Linked DNA regions of Homo sapiens: region 1 is linked to region 2. The links are chromatin contacts, found by Hi-C or POLR2A ChIA-PET in ENCODE. All regions are on one chromosome and are shown on one strand. Each heading gives the region's core, a stretch centred on a gene start or an enhancer-like site at or near the end of the contact. The rest is flanking DNA. Distances are from core to core; before and after follow the strand shown.

Region 1 (6,880 bases), core at 4,064-6,563, 290 kb after region 2:
CTTGCATTTTAGCCTATAGCACCTCCTTTAGTATGTCTTTGGACAGCTCTGCTATTAACAGTTATCTCAGGGTTTTGTGTTGATTGTTGTTATTTTTTAAATCTGGGAATGTCATTTCCCCTCATTTGTGAAGAATAGTTTTTCTGGATATAGAATTCTTGTTTGTTAGTTTTTTTTCCTTCAGCATTTTGAATATGTTACCCACTGCCTTATGACTTCCTTCATTTCTGATAAGAAGCCTTTGTATGTGATGAGTGACTTCTCTTGCTGCTTTCAAGATTCTCTCTTGGTCTTTGTCCTTTTAGAGTTTGATTATGATGTATCTTGGTGTGGATCTCTTTCAGTTTATCTTACTTACAGTTCACTGAGATTCTTGGATATGTAAATTGATGCTTTCATCAAATATGGGAAGTTTTGGCCATTATTTCTTCAAGTATCCTTTCTACTGTTTTCTCTTTTCTCTTCTGGAACTCTCATTTTGTCTATGTTCATATACTTAATTGTATCCACAGGTCCCTGAGATGTTATTAGTTTTTCTTCATTCTTTTTTCTTTCTGTTGCTAGAACAGGATAATTTCGACTAATCTGTCTTCAAGTTCACCAGTTCTTCTGCAAGCTCAGATCTGCTTTTAAGCTCCTCTAGTGAATTTTTAAATTTCAATTATTACACTTTTCAACTCCAAAATGTCTACTGGGCTTTTAAAAGTGATTTCTATCTCCTTATTGATATTCTCTAATTGATGAGACATTATTATCATAATTTCTTTTAACTTTCTAGTTATTTGAACATATTTATAATCGATAATTTAAAGTCTTTGTCTTTAAATTATCAGTTACCCCTTGGGGACCAGTATCAGTTACCCCTTAAGGACATTTAACTCTTAGCTACCTTTTTCTTATGTATGTGTCATATTTTCATTATTCTCTTTATGTCTTATAATTTTTGCTGAATCTGGATATTTTAGTTAATATAGTGTAACAACCATACTATCAGATCATCCATCACCACCCCCAAAGTTTGTTGTTGTTGCTATTTTCTTTCTTTTCTTTTTTCTTTTTTTGTTATTGTTGTTTTCACTGCTTGTTAGGCAAGCAGCAAAGAGGAAACTAATTCTGAACTAATTCGACAGTATCTGTGGTTACTGAGTTATCTTCTAGGTTTTGTTTTAAGTTATTGTGTGACCAAAACACTGGGGGTTTGGTCTATGTCCTGCATCTCACCACACAGAAAGCCAACCACCACAACAACAAATATCACCAAGGAAGAAGGATTTAATCAGGTGCTGCAGCTGAGATGTGAGCTCAGTCTCAAATCTGTCTCCCTAACTGACTAAAAAAAAGGGTTTATATAGCAGGGAAGAAATGTAACAATGTGTAAAAAAACAGAAACTAGGGAGGGGAAAGGAAGCAATCATGATGAATGAGGGGTCCTGCATCTGGTGCAGTGACCTGGTGAGTTTCAGTTCTTTCATACTTTTTTAAAGGCCTGAAGGCATTTTCCTGAGAAAGGAACTCAGATAAAACAAATTTAAATTTCAAGCTTTAAGACCAGAAGGGTCAATTTCTATGTTTATCAAAAAGAACAGTCTATGAGACTATAGGGTTGGTTTCATTTGTTTTAATTTTAAGCCTATATGCCCTAGGGATTATCCTTGGGACAGTATACTTTATTAGCCAGCCAATGATCTGCCGAAGGTTTCTTTAAATGCTTTGCTTATATGTTTTCCACCCTTTGCCAAAGGGCTCTGTATATGAAGGCATTCCTTCAAACTTCAGGCAATTTGCAAAACAGCCTTAGATTTTACCTCCTGCTTGTGGAGGACCTCAATGTCAGCTGGGCATGAAAGGGAGTGACTGGAGCCTTCTCCTTTCTCAGGTGCAACCATGCACACAGACACAAAGACACAGACACACAGACATACACACACACACACATACACACACACTGTTTTCTAGTTCTTCAGAAATATGTCAGAGTTCTTTGAAGCTCCCTATGTTTGTGTAGATCTCCAGGATGTTCCTTCAAATTTTTGGCCATGCTGTTGTTTTTCTCTACTGAAATCACAGATTTAGCACAGCAGTGGTGGTGTTACCAGAGAATTACTATTGTTTTAGGCAACACCTTGGGAATAGAGCCTTTTTGTTGTTGTTATTGAGCTAAGCTCTGAGTCAAATCAAATAACACCAGTGCCCTGGGAATAGAAATTTTCCCAGTAGCTGCTAATTCAGATAAAATATTTATTTTATTCTATTAATGGGACTTTTAATTGAGTTCCAGAAGTAGTCAGTCATCTCTACTGTGAGACTGCTGTCTTTTTACAACTACCACACCACTGGGCTGCAGAGGTGGGTTATGAGAGAGGGATCACCCCAAGTTAAAATGACAGACTCTTTTTTTGTTTGTTTTTTGGAACAGAGTTTCACTCTTGTCACCCAGGCTGGAGTGCAATGGCACGATCTCAGCTCACTGCAACCTCTGCCTCCCGGGTTCAAGCCATTCTCCTGCCTCAGCCTTCCAAGTAGCTGGGATTACAGGTGCCCACCACCACGCTCAGCTAATTTTTGTATTTTAAGTAGAGAAGGGATTTCATCATGTTGGCCAGGCTGGTCTCAAACTCCTGACCTCAGGTGATCCACCTGCCTCAGCCTCCCAAAGTGCTGAGATTACAGGCATGAGCCACTGCGCCTGGCTGACATAGACTTCTAACTAAATTACCTGTTAATTACAGGTAGTTTCTCTTGAATTGACAATTTTCAGTTTTTTCTGTAGTTTGGTTATTTTCTAGAGTTCTGAAATAGAGGATTTTAGTTGTTTTGCATGTATTTTCTATGTTTTTGTAAGATTATAGGTCCATTGAAGGCCTTGTTCTTCCATATCAGAACACTTCTGTCTTTTGAATTTTGCTTTTTGCCATGGTAGTACTCTTGTGATTGAGTGATATGTGGGGTCATTAAACTAGGTTATTATCTCTGACCTTTATCAAGAGCAGCCTGACCAATTAATATTTTAGAGTTTCTTCTCAAATTATTTTTTGTCCCATGATATGAAAATAATACTCCTTCCCTACTAAGGAGGAAGAAGGAGGATATGATGTAATGGAAGTCTATGCTGAGAAAGAAGAAATAGAACAGTTGCCCCTTCTATCCTAATATATTATAGGAAATAAAAGAGAGTTGACTAAATGCTATGGAGAGATTTTTTATGTCTTTATTTCCCCGACTCAAGATGAACCCCAACGGGAAGGGACCAAGTGAAAACACCCAGATGCCAAGTCTGTAGATCCTGAGGGAGGGTGCTCAGAAAGATGATCCTAAAGCATCTTTACTTATTTCCCTAAGTTGTGTATGGTACTCAACCATGTGAGTAGATACTGAGGTATTGATAGGAGCAGGAGACTTGCTAAGACCTAGAGTCTGAATAAAGTGGTTGTCATATGTAAACCATCAGGCAAATGCCCTGACTTTAGATTACAGTCATGGCCACTTGCATGTCCTCTAAAAGGCCAAATGAAACCAGCTGCACCTTGATCGTCAATAGTCCAGGGAACATATTTGACTGGCTGCCCTGTAGAAGAGCCCAGAGGAGACTAATGAGATTCCAGAGAATGCTACATGATTTCCATTCATTTGTCTTCTCTGTTGACATGAGATTAGACTTGAAAAAGAGCAAGGGTCGTAGTCAAGAGGAGAAATGGGGAGAGGAAATCCGAAATTCCGAGAATTTACCCAAAAGAGACGGAGTCATTCAAAATATACTATTCAAACTGAAAACTTGTGATGCAGGAAGTAGGAAGCTAACAGTCTCTGCCCTTCCCATCCAAGGAGGTGTGGAGGAATTTTAAGAAAGATTAGACATACCACAGAAAATAAAGAAAGCAGCTAATTTTCTTTGTAGATCTAAGTGCAATGTGAGTCAATTTGTGACTGAGAGGCATTCTCTTCTCTTTTTCCTAGTCAGATGGAAATAAACTACTCTCCCTTCTAGTTGAGCATGGGTTTATGCTCTCTCCAGCTATTCTCTTGTGCACTTCCGTCATTCCCCTTTTCCTCTCTTGTACACCCAGCAGACACACCGGGGCCACAACTCCACCTGGTAGAAGCAAATTTCTGTTTGTTCTCACCACTGGGAATTTCCACGCAAAGCTTTATGATCAAGTTTTATTAAGATAGGCCTTCCATGAGGACTTCAACGCTTCTGTTTCCACCACCTTGATTACCCCCCACCTATTTCCTTTCTCCACCTGAGTGACTTCTACCTGTCCTTAATGAATCAACTTGAACTTGTCTTTTATTCCTCTGAGACAGAGGCCAGTCCTATGGGCTCTCAAGGCCCCTTACCCATGTCTGGCTTCCTCCCTCTAGCCATATTGCATGTGTTCACACACTTCTGTTTCCCTCACTGGACTGTGAGCTCCTAGATGCCTATTCCGTGTTTCATTTGCTTTTTCTCAGCACCTAATTAATATCTGGCAAACAGAAGATACTTATTTTGGTACTTGGTGTTTAAAACTTTTGTTCTGTCTCATATTTTACTACTTTGTCTGTATTTTTTATTCATTCAGAAACATATTGAGTACCTACTATAGGTCTGACATAAAATAAAACTCAATCCTTTAAGTTGAGGAGATTATAATTCTATAAAGCAGATAAATACACCTAATGGAAATACAATGTGTTTAGTACTTTGAGAAAAAATTATTGTGGAAGTAGAACAGACAAAGTCCTAACTTTTATGAAGGATCAAGTCAGCTTCATAGAGAGGATACATTTTATTTGAATCTCCAAAAATGAGCCATGTTCTACAAGAAAAGTATGGGTGGTGTGGGGAATCATTGAACAGTATATGAAAAGCAAGGAAACAGAATTCACGTTTATATGTTTAAGAATTATTCAATCCAAGAGTTGAAAGGATAAGTATAGATTGACTCAACACTTTAGCTGTATGTACTAGCTGGAACCTAGGAGAGTTTGAGTTACAACCTCATGTCCTAGGCCTAAGCTTTCATTGCCAACTTAATATCTAGGTAAAACTACAGACTTAATTATTATTTTTAGACTGCCAGTGTCTTTCATTTACTCATGCCATCATAGAGTAGAAAAGGATTTTCCATTGTCATCTCTTCCGGTTTCCCTGATAATGTGGAATCTTTCCTAGAATATCCATGTAAGGAGGTCATCCTGTAGTCTGGCCCATGTTCTTGCAGTGGTTCCTTTCAAGTAAAATGCTGAAGGAGGACATTTACTGCTTGGTCCCAAAAGCCTTCTACAATCATAAACAGTGGTGTTGAAACAAATGAAGATTGTGTCTGAAGCATATCTGGATTTCCTAACACTGCTTTGGTTTGAGGAAGTGAGTAACAGGAGAGAGGGGAGAGAAGGAAATAGTTATTTTTGTGTGTGTGAAACTCTTGAATATTCAGGTGCATGACATCAGAACAATGTCCTGCTTCTCTATTTCTCTCTCTCTCTCCACCTCTGTGTGCATGTGCATGTATGTGTGTGTCTGTCTATCTATTTGCATAAACTATATTCTACTGTTTCTCTTTCACTGGTTAAGTAAATTTCTGCCTCTTCTGTGCTTTGATGTAACTGTCATTCACTCATTCATTAATTACTAATTCAATAAATATTCACTGAGCACCTCTAATGAAATCTTAACTATAAAAGTAAAGAATAGACTATAGCAACACAGAGTATAGACATCAAAAAATATTATCTAAATATATATATATTTTTTTGAGACAAGAGTCTCACTCTGTCACCAAGGCTGGAGTGCAGTCACACAATCTCAGCTCACTACAACCTCTGCCACCCAGATTCAAGAGATTCCCCTGCCTCAGCCTCCCAAGTAGCTGGAATTACAGGCTCCTGCTACTGCACCCAGCTAATTTTTGTAGTTTTAGTAGAGACAGGGTTTCACCATCTTGGCCAGGCTGGTCTTGAACTCCTGACCTCGTGATCCACCCGCCCTGGCCTCCCAAAGTGCTGGAATTACAGGCATGAGCCACTGCACCCGCCCCTTTATCTGAAGATATATACAGTGAAAGCAAAATAATGTAAGTAAGACAAGAAGGATATCATTAATATACATTTATTTAAAAATTTTTTTTTCAGATGCCAAATGAAAGTTAAAGAACCCAAGTGTTTCCAAGATGAGAGAGGGGAGCCTCCCGAGGGCTGTATGAAGTCAAAGGAAAGATTATGGAGGTAAGGTGAGGTGGGGGAATGTGTCCTGACCTGAGAACTGATTAACAGGGGTGGTGAATATTTACTTTTGGCAGTAAGAGAAGGAGATGTAATTTGTAAAGGGCAGACAGAGGCCTTCCAAAGAGCCAACAATGTTCTAATTTTTGAATGAGGTGTTAGTCACATGAGTATTCTTTTTATGATATCTCAGTAGGCTATTCATTTGTTTTATTACATTTTCTGTATGTGTTAAGTTTCACCATAAAGTTGTTTTGAAAAGAGATTAATATGTGAGTAGACTCTATTCATTAAAAATGCAGGGTTCGCTAAGCCTCCATTATGATACTGGGAAGTCACAGATGAGTAAGACATAGTCATGGCTCTCAGGAAGCTCCCATTCTTCACATCAGAAGGAGGGGGGCGGTGACTGGAGATGAGCTCAGAAAGGTAGTTGGAGACAGGGTCATGAACACTGAGTATGCAATGCTAAGGTACTACAACATTTTCCAGTATATAACAGTGAGCCACTGATGGGTTTTGAGCAGATTGTTGACATGAGATTTTCATTTTGGAATGACAACTTTGGTTATTACATAAAATGTGGGCTGAGGAAATTAGATAAAACTTGGAGTACAACACCTGATAAAGTATTATGTTGTTTTCACTTTCTGAAATATGTGTTTTCCTTCCCCAA
Region 2 (7,119 bases), core at 1,391-3,890:
TCAGGCCCTGGGGGCTCCACTGTGTCCTCCTGCTAATTCACTGGCTCCAAGATCCACCTCAGCCCCTTCAATAAGGCCACTGCCACTGTGGATTCAGCAGCTGGTGGCTGGATCTTGACTCATCCCTGATACCCCATGGGAATCAAAGGTTACTTTGGAAAGCTGAACTTAAGAGACTCCCTCCACACTGAGCTTCCTAACTGATGTAGTCATATATCAGGTTGGTGTAATTATTCCCCAGATGCCTCAACAGGGAGCAGGGAATAAGCAGCCCTCTTGCCCTCAGTTTTACTCTAATGCATTCCCTCATCCATGGGCCAAGGCCTGGAATGGGGGCAATTGGAATACACATGGTTAAGAGTCTTGCTCTCCTGCCTTCTAATTTTCTGTGTTTTATTAAAAATTCATGGGGGAGTGGCCTTTCCTTTTATTTCCAGAGTCATGTCTTTGAGCAGCAAGACTCTCAGGGGGTTTGCCATCAGAGACCCAGGGATCTATCATCTCCACACGATGAGCCATGTCTGTGAGTTGGGTTCTTGATGTGGGGTAATAAAAGAGTTTGGAAAAACCCTCTGTCAGAATATTGGCTTCTGAATAATTCTGTTTTGTATATCAGAAACTGAATATTAGCACATTTTTTTCTCTTTGCATTTCTTTTGTAAAATATCCTGGTATTTCCCCAGAAATGAACTCCTTAGGCTGACTTAATAAAAAAAAAAAAAAGCAAAAAAGTGGGGCAGGTATAATTTTACAAGATCTTACCCACTGCAGGTGTGATGTAATCACATTGATGTAGTTTGAAAAGAATCAGAAACCCTGGGGCTGGCTAAGCATTCAGTATTTAGAAACTGTTTTGGACTATGGGACTGTGGTTACTGAAGCTGACACACTTCCAGGTTTTAGGGCAGAGAGGAACTATCTGAATATTAGCTGTGTGAAGTAGGGCCATTACTTAACAATCCTTCGTTTGTAAAGTTGGGTTGTTAAGATGACTAAATGAGAGGTTCATAAAACATTTATGCTTTAAAAGGTTTAGAAGGTGTTATCGTCATCGTTATTGACATCATTACAGTTGAGCCCTGAACAACACACAAGGGTTAGAGGTGCCAACTCCCCTGACCCTGTGCAGTTGCAAATCTGCATTTAACTTTTGACTCCCCAAAAACTTAACTATTAATAGCCTACTGTTGACTGGAAGCCTTAACTATAACATAAACAGCCATTTTGTACTGTTTTGAATTTTATATGTTATTAATATATGTATTACGTGCTATATTCTTACAATAAAGCTAGGGAACAGAAAATGTTATTAAGAAAATCATAAGGAAGACAGAATATATTTACTGTTTATTAAGTGGAACTAGATCATCATAAAGATCTTCATCTTCATTGTCTTCATGTTAAGTAGGCTGAGACCGAGGAGTTGATCTTGCTCAGGGGTGGCAGAGGTGGAAGAATATCTCTCTGTAAGTGGACCCACACAGTTCAAACCTGTATGGTTCAAGGATCAACTGTACTATTCAGAAGAAGTCCATTGCCTTGATTTGAAACATTTCAAAGCTTAGGTTATTCTAGTTTTGCTAATTTAGAGCACTTCCATTCACCAGAAGCATCTTTGGACCAGCAGATTAAAGATGCAGGGAGCAGCCAATGCCTTAAAGATTTTTAGAAATAATTAAAGACAGCATTAATGAACATATGGACAGTCTGGCTGAAGATGCCACCTTGCATAAAGGTGGCCCAAACCTTGTCAACTTTGCTCTGTTTTAACAGTTTTACATTTATTTAAAGTCTTAAGAGTTTGTGACACTTTTTGATTAAGTGTGATTAATATGAAGAGTGAAATAACTTCTGTAAATATAAGAAATCATTTTTTAACTCTTAGCTAATTCAATGGGATAAATAAAATAGTGAGCTTGATTTCTTTAACTTAAAGCAGTTATAAGGGATTAAAAGTGCCAAAAAATTTTTTAAAATACTATTGGGTTATGAACTCTTTTAGTGACTTTTATGTCTTTTTCCCTTGAAACCTTCACATTTTCTTTAATGACATCTGTTATTTTTATTATCACAAAAAAAGATAGAGAAAAGCAAAATGACAAAAGATATTATACAACTGGGTTTTATATCTTAAGATAATAAACACATTCTAATTATCACCTAAGGACTGATCCTCTGTAGGTATGCTTTCTATTTTACCAATCTGAACTTGCGGAAATTAAAACTTTTTTTGGAAATGGCTTAAATTTAAACAAAACATCATGTTAGCCTCAAGGCAGGATGTTGTTGTTAAAGATTAGTTTAGAAACACTGATCTCTGTGTATTGCTGCATTTCATCAATATTTTTTACTTAAGACAGTCTGACAGGGATGTTGTCCTTGGGTTTGAATGAACATGGAAAGATTTTGTATGTGTTTTTTGTTGTCTGCTTTATATATATATAATCACTCATAATGTATAAAATATTCATAACCAGTTAAAATATACGGAAATTTTGAAAAATTAGGCAAGTTATCTTTGCTCTCCTTATCTGCAAAATAAAGAGAGGGTTTCTAAAGTTCTTTGAGCTGTGGAATTCTCCTTCTCTGGGAACTCAACCCAGTAGCTAGCTCTAGGAGGAAGTTGAGAAAAATGCTATTCTCAAGAGTAGCCACATGGTGGTGGAATGATTCCTCACAAAAATGGTATTCAGCTTCCCTGAAAGCAAAATGATTACATCCCAAAATTGAGTTATTCAAGGATCTCAGGAGACATGTGACGAAAGAGAGGAGGCAGCTCTGCGTGCTTCTGGGTCCCAGTGAAAATAGAAACATAATGTTCCTGTACACAAAGTAGTTAGAACTCTACCAAAGGCAATTCATGCAACTTTATTTCCCTTCTGACCTCGTGTTTGAAAGATATTTTTGAGTATTAAACTGTATATTTGTAATGAAATAAAGACCCTCATTTACTGTGTGCCTCTGCAATCTGTATTCCTTTAGCCTCAGTCAGCTATTTCTTGGCCTTGCATCGCCTCTAGCTGTGCCCTAATTCTTCTCCTTTCGTTTTCAGCTAAGTAAACTGTATTCATGACTGTAATTCATTTACACTTCAACACATCACGGTTCGGAGCCTAGACTCACTTCTAAAGGTCACCAATGAACTTTGTATTGCGAAACCCAAGGATGCTTTCTCAGTCCGTATCTTACGCCCTATCTTAAAACCCTCTGGTTTAGTTTCTTGACTCCAATCTGTCCTGGCATTCCTCTTGCTTCTTTGAGTGATTTCTTTCTTGTCTTTTGGGGCTCTTCCTCTTCTGTGTGTCCAGTAACTACAATAACCCAGGTTTCTAACATTACCCCAAAGTCTCCATTTCTTTACATACTTTGCTTGAGGAATTTCATCCTTGTCATTGTTTCATTTATAACTGGAATGACAACTAATGTCAAACTTAATCTTTACCCTAGAACTCATATGTAATCTTTAGCTTGATATGTCCCAGAAGAATCTCAAACTCAACATACCTGGAACTGTCTTCATTGTTGTTCTCTGTTCACCAATGGTTCCTTTATTTCTAGCTTAATTACTGGCATAACCATCTTGTTGCCCAAACCAGAGATTAAATAATTATGTAAGACTTCTCATTGTCCTGGGCCTTCTACATCTAGGCAATCAGCAAGGTCTAATGGTTTTAGCTCATAACTATTTTTTAAATCTGTTTTCAGGCTCATCCCCAATAACGATTTCCTTACTTAGGTCCTTGTCCTCTCCTTGGAACATCGCAATCTGTAGTTTCCTTTCTCCTGACTTGCTTCCCTTAAATCTGGTCTCTACAACGTAAGGAGCATACTTTTTCTAAAAGCAAAACCCAATCATTTAACCTCCTTGTGTAAACATTTTTAATGGTTCTTCATCATTTACAGATTAGAGTACAAAGTTCTTAATATAGTTTACAAAACCCCAAATGCCTGGCTTAGTCTCTCCAGTCACTTCCCATCTCATCTCTCACCAGTTCTTGTTTCACAACATTATAGTCTAGTGCTACCAGGCTTCTAGTTCCTCACCTCCTTCCCACTGTTTATGTCTCTGCATTCATTTATTTTGTTCCCTTTGTCTCAAATTTCTTTCCCACTTTTGTCTTGGTAGCTCTTGCTCATCTTTAACATTCTTATCACAAGATGTCTCAACTAGGACTCTTTCCTTGAATCCTCAGCTAGACTAAATGCCCATCCTTCTCATTCTCACAGCATGTGTTTATCTCCATCTTAGAACTTGACAGCTTTTAATGCAATTGTATGTTTATATATTTTGTACCCTCCAATAAGCAAGAGTCCCTTAAAAAGAGAGATCACATCTATTTGTTTTTCTTGTTCCCAGTTCCTAGTCTGGGGCTTAGTGCATAATGAATATTCAATAAATTTTTGTTGAATAGAATTTAATATTTTTGCGGCTTAGAGTCCCTGAGGGTGCTCTATGAAGTCTACTCCAGTTCTAAGAAAACTAAACTGTGGTTTTAGCTGGGGCCAGCTTCCTGGAAAAGACTTGAGCTGTGCCCTGAAGAGTTAGTTTAACAGAGTTTGGACTAATAGAGAGAAGTGAGGGGTATAATCAAAGTTGGATGAGCAAAGGCACGGAGGCTTGTACAGAGGATAGTGCAGAAACAATGTTAAATGTGTTTCTGAAGTGGAATAGTGAAATATGAGTTGGGATAGGGAGAATCCAGCTCATGAGAAATCTCTACTGAGGGACTGGCAAATTGGGGGCTTATTTCCATAAGCAGAAGGAAGCACTCAAAATTCTTGAACAGAGGAATGACATTTTCAGAGCCATGCTGCAGGAAGAGTAATTCAGCACAGGGTACAAAATGAATTGAAGTGAGAAACAGATGGGAATCAGTGAGGCCAATAAAAGTTGATGGCGGTTAATTAAACAGGTGCCACTTGATGAGGCCTTAGACCAGCATGGCAGCTGCGTGAAAAAAAGGAGTTGATTTTTGAGCCACTGGAGGAAGAATTAACAGAGACTGATTGCACGTGATAATAATAGAGAGAGAAGAGTCATGACATTTTAGATAAAGCAGCAGAAAGTTGGGGATACAATTAGTAGAGAGAGAAATTATAAAGGGCAGGATGGAATGTGGGACAGCAGCTGAATTTGGTTGGAAATCTTTGTATTTGAGATGATAAAACTTCACAATATTTAATATTTAGTAGGTATGCATAAGGGGTGCTATACACATTGGAGTGGTAGATGAATGAATGAAATCTTAGAAGTATCTGTCAGTAAAATGAAACCATAGTACCAGCTTATAGAGTGGTCTGAGTTAAGGATAGTGATATCGATTTAGGAAGTATCAGCTCAGAGTTCTGAAAACTGCCGAAGTGCATTCACCTCTGAAGGGAGAGATAGAAGTGAGGTAAAACACAGAGGTGCTTCTATCTTTCAGGCAAACAGAAGAGGCACAGAAAGCCAATGAGGGCATAAGGTCAGCTAGGTACAGATTTGTTGCTATAAACCTAAATAAACTATAACTCAGTTGCTTGCTGTCTTAGCCCATTTTGTGTTGCTATTACAGACTATCACAGACTGGGTAACTTGAAAATAAATTTCTTTTTTTTCATATCATTTATTGTTATTTTTATTGTTAAAATGCCTATTGCAAAAAATTCAGAAAATATGGCAAAATAGATTCTTTTTTGTTATTATACTTTAAGTTCTGGGATACATGTGCAGAACGTGCAGATTTGTTATATAGGTATACACACACCTTGGTAGTTTGCTGCACCCATCAACCCGTCATCTACATTAGGTATTTCTCCTAATGCTCTCCCTCCCCTAGCCCCCAACCCCCCAACAGGCCCCAGTGTGTGATGTTCCCCTCCCTGTGTCCATGTGTTCTCATTAACTCCCACTTATGACTGAGAACATGCGGTGTTTAGTTTCCTGTTCCTGTGTTAGTTTGCTGAGAATGATGGCTTCCAGCTTCATCCATGTCCCTGTGAAGGACATGAACTCACCGTTTTTTATGGCTGCATAGTATTACATGGTGTATATGTGCCACATTTTCTTTATCCAGCCTATAATTGATGGGCATTTGGGTTGGTTCCAAGTCTTTGCTATTGTGAATAGTGCTGCAATAAACATATGTGTACATGTGTCTTTATAGTAGAATGATTTATAATCTTTTGAGTATGTACCCAGTAATGGGATTGCTGGGTCAAATGGTATTTCTGGTTCTAGATCCTTGAGGAATTTCCACACTGTCTTCCACAGTGGTTGAACTAATTTACACTCCCACCAACAGAGTAAAAGCATTCCTACTTCTCCACATCCTCTCCAGCATCTGTTGTTTCCTGACTTTTTAATGATTACCATTCTAACTGGCGTGATATGGTATCTCATTGTGGTTTTGATTTTCATTTCTCTAATGACTAGTAATAATGAGCTTTTTTTCATATCTTTGTTGGCTGCATAAATGTCTTCTTTTGAGAAGTGTTTGTTCATATCCTTCTCCCACTTTTTGATGGGGTTCTTTGTTTTTTTCTTGTAAATTTGTTTAAGTTCCTTGTAGATTCTGGATATTAGCCCTTTGTCAGATGGGTAGATTACAAAAATGTTCTCCCATTCTGTAGGATGCCTGTTGGAAAAGAAATGTTTTTGCCATATGGTTCTGGAGGCTGGGAAGTAGAAAAACATGGTACCTGCATCTTCCAAGGGCCTTCATGTCATGTCATTTAATGGTGGAAGGCAGAAGGACAAGTGAGGGTAAAGCAAGAAAGAGCAAGAGGGGGCCAAATTTGCTTTTATAATAACCTATTCTCATTCACTCATGAGATAATGACATTAATCCATTCATGAAGGTGGAATCCTTATGGCCTAATCACCTTTTAAGGGTCCCACCTTTTAATATCATCACAAGAGCAACTGAATTTCAACATGCATTTTGGAGGAGACATTCAAAGGACAGTGCTTGGAATAGAGCTATTTAAAACAATTAAAAAGCAAATTTCTAATCATGAAAAATATTTTAACATAGATGGTGTATAAATAGCCAGAATATATGAATGTTTCTTTAGGCCAATAAGATAAAAATGATTATTCCAATAGAAAAATGGGTGGGGGCACAGGCAGGAAATTTC

Evidence for each region. Hi-C counts contacts between places; a loop is a spot of excess contacts on that map. ChIA-PET counts read pairs that join two places held with the same protein, here RNA polymerase II (POLR2A). Pooled maps may share reads with other maps.
Region 1: a map of endothelial cell of umbilical vein shows a loop between it and region 2 (4-fold over the local background). The contact joins two enhancer-like sites. A Hi-C loop is called at or near these places in 13 of 168 maps with a recorded cell type or tissue (A673, B cell, CD14-positive monocyte and 10 more), 11 of 37 single-sample maps with no recorded cell type and 22 of 50 pooled maps. POLR2A ChIA-PET finds 5 or more read pairs at or near these places in 2 of 52 experiments (MCF 10A and OCI-LY7).

What each region holds. Positions count from the first base shown.
Region 1 is chr1:173,106,943-173,113,822 of GRCh38, forward strand. No RefSeq gene overlaps it. Among named protein-coding and RNA genes, the nearest start is that of TNFSF18, 59 kb to the left of the region's middle. Within about 2 kb of position 5,314, at least 5 of the 41 ENCODE cell types and tissues checked have a DNase peak (open chromatin) inside an H3K27ac peak, as active enhancers do; they include endothelial cell of umbilical vein, where a contact is called at or near this core.
Region 2 is chr1:172,823,536-172,830,654 of GRCh38, forward strand. LOC105371618 (a long non-coding RNA gene) reads right to left here. Exons shown (of 3, transcript XR_007066734.1): 3 at 1,590-1,654. Among named protein-coding and RNA genes, the nearest start is that of FASLG, 170 kb to the left of the region's middle. Within about 2 kb of position 2,641, at least 9 of the 41 ENCODE cell types and tissues checked have a DNase peak (open chromatin) inside an H3K27ac peak, as active enhancers do; they include endothelial cell of umbilical vein, where a contact is called at or near this core.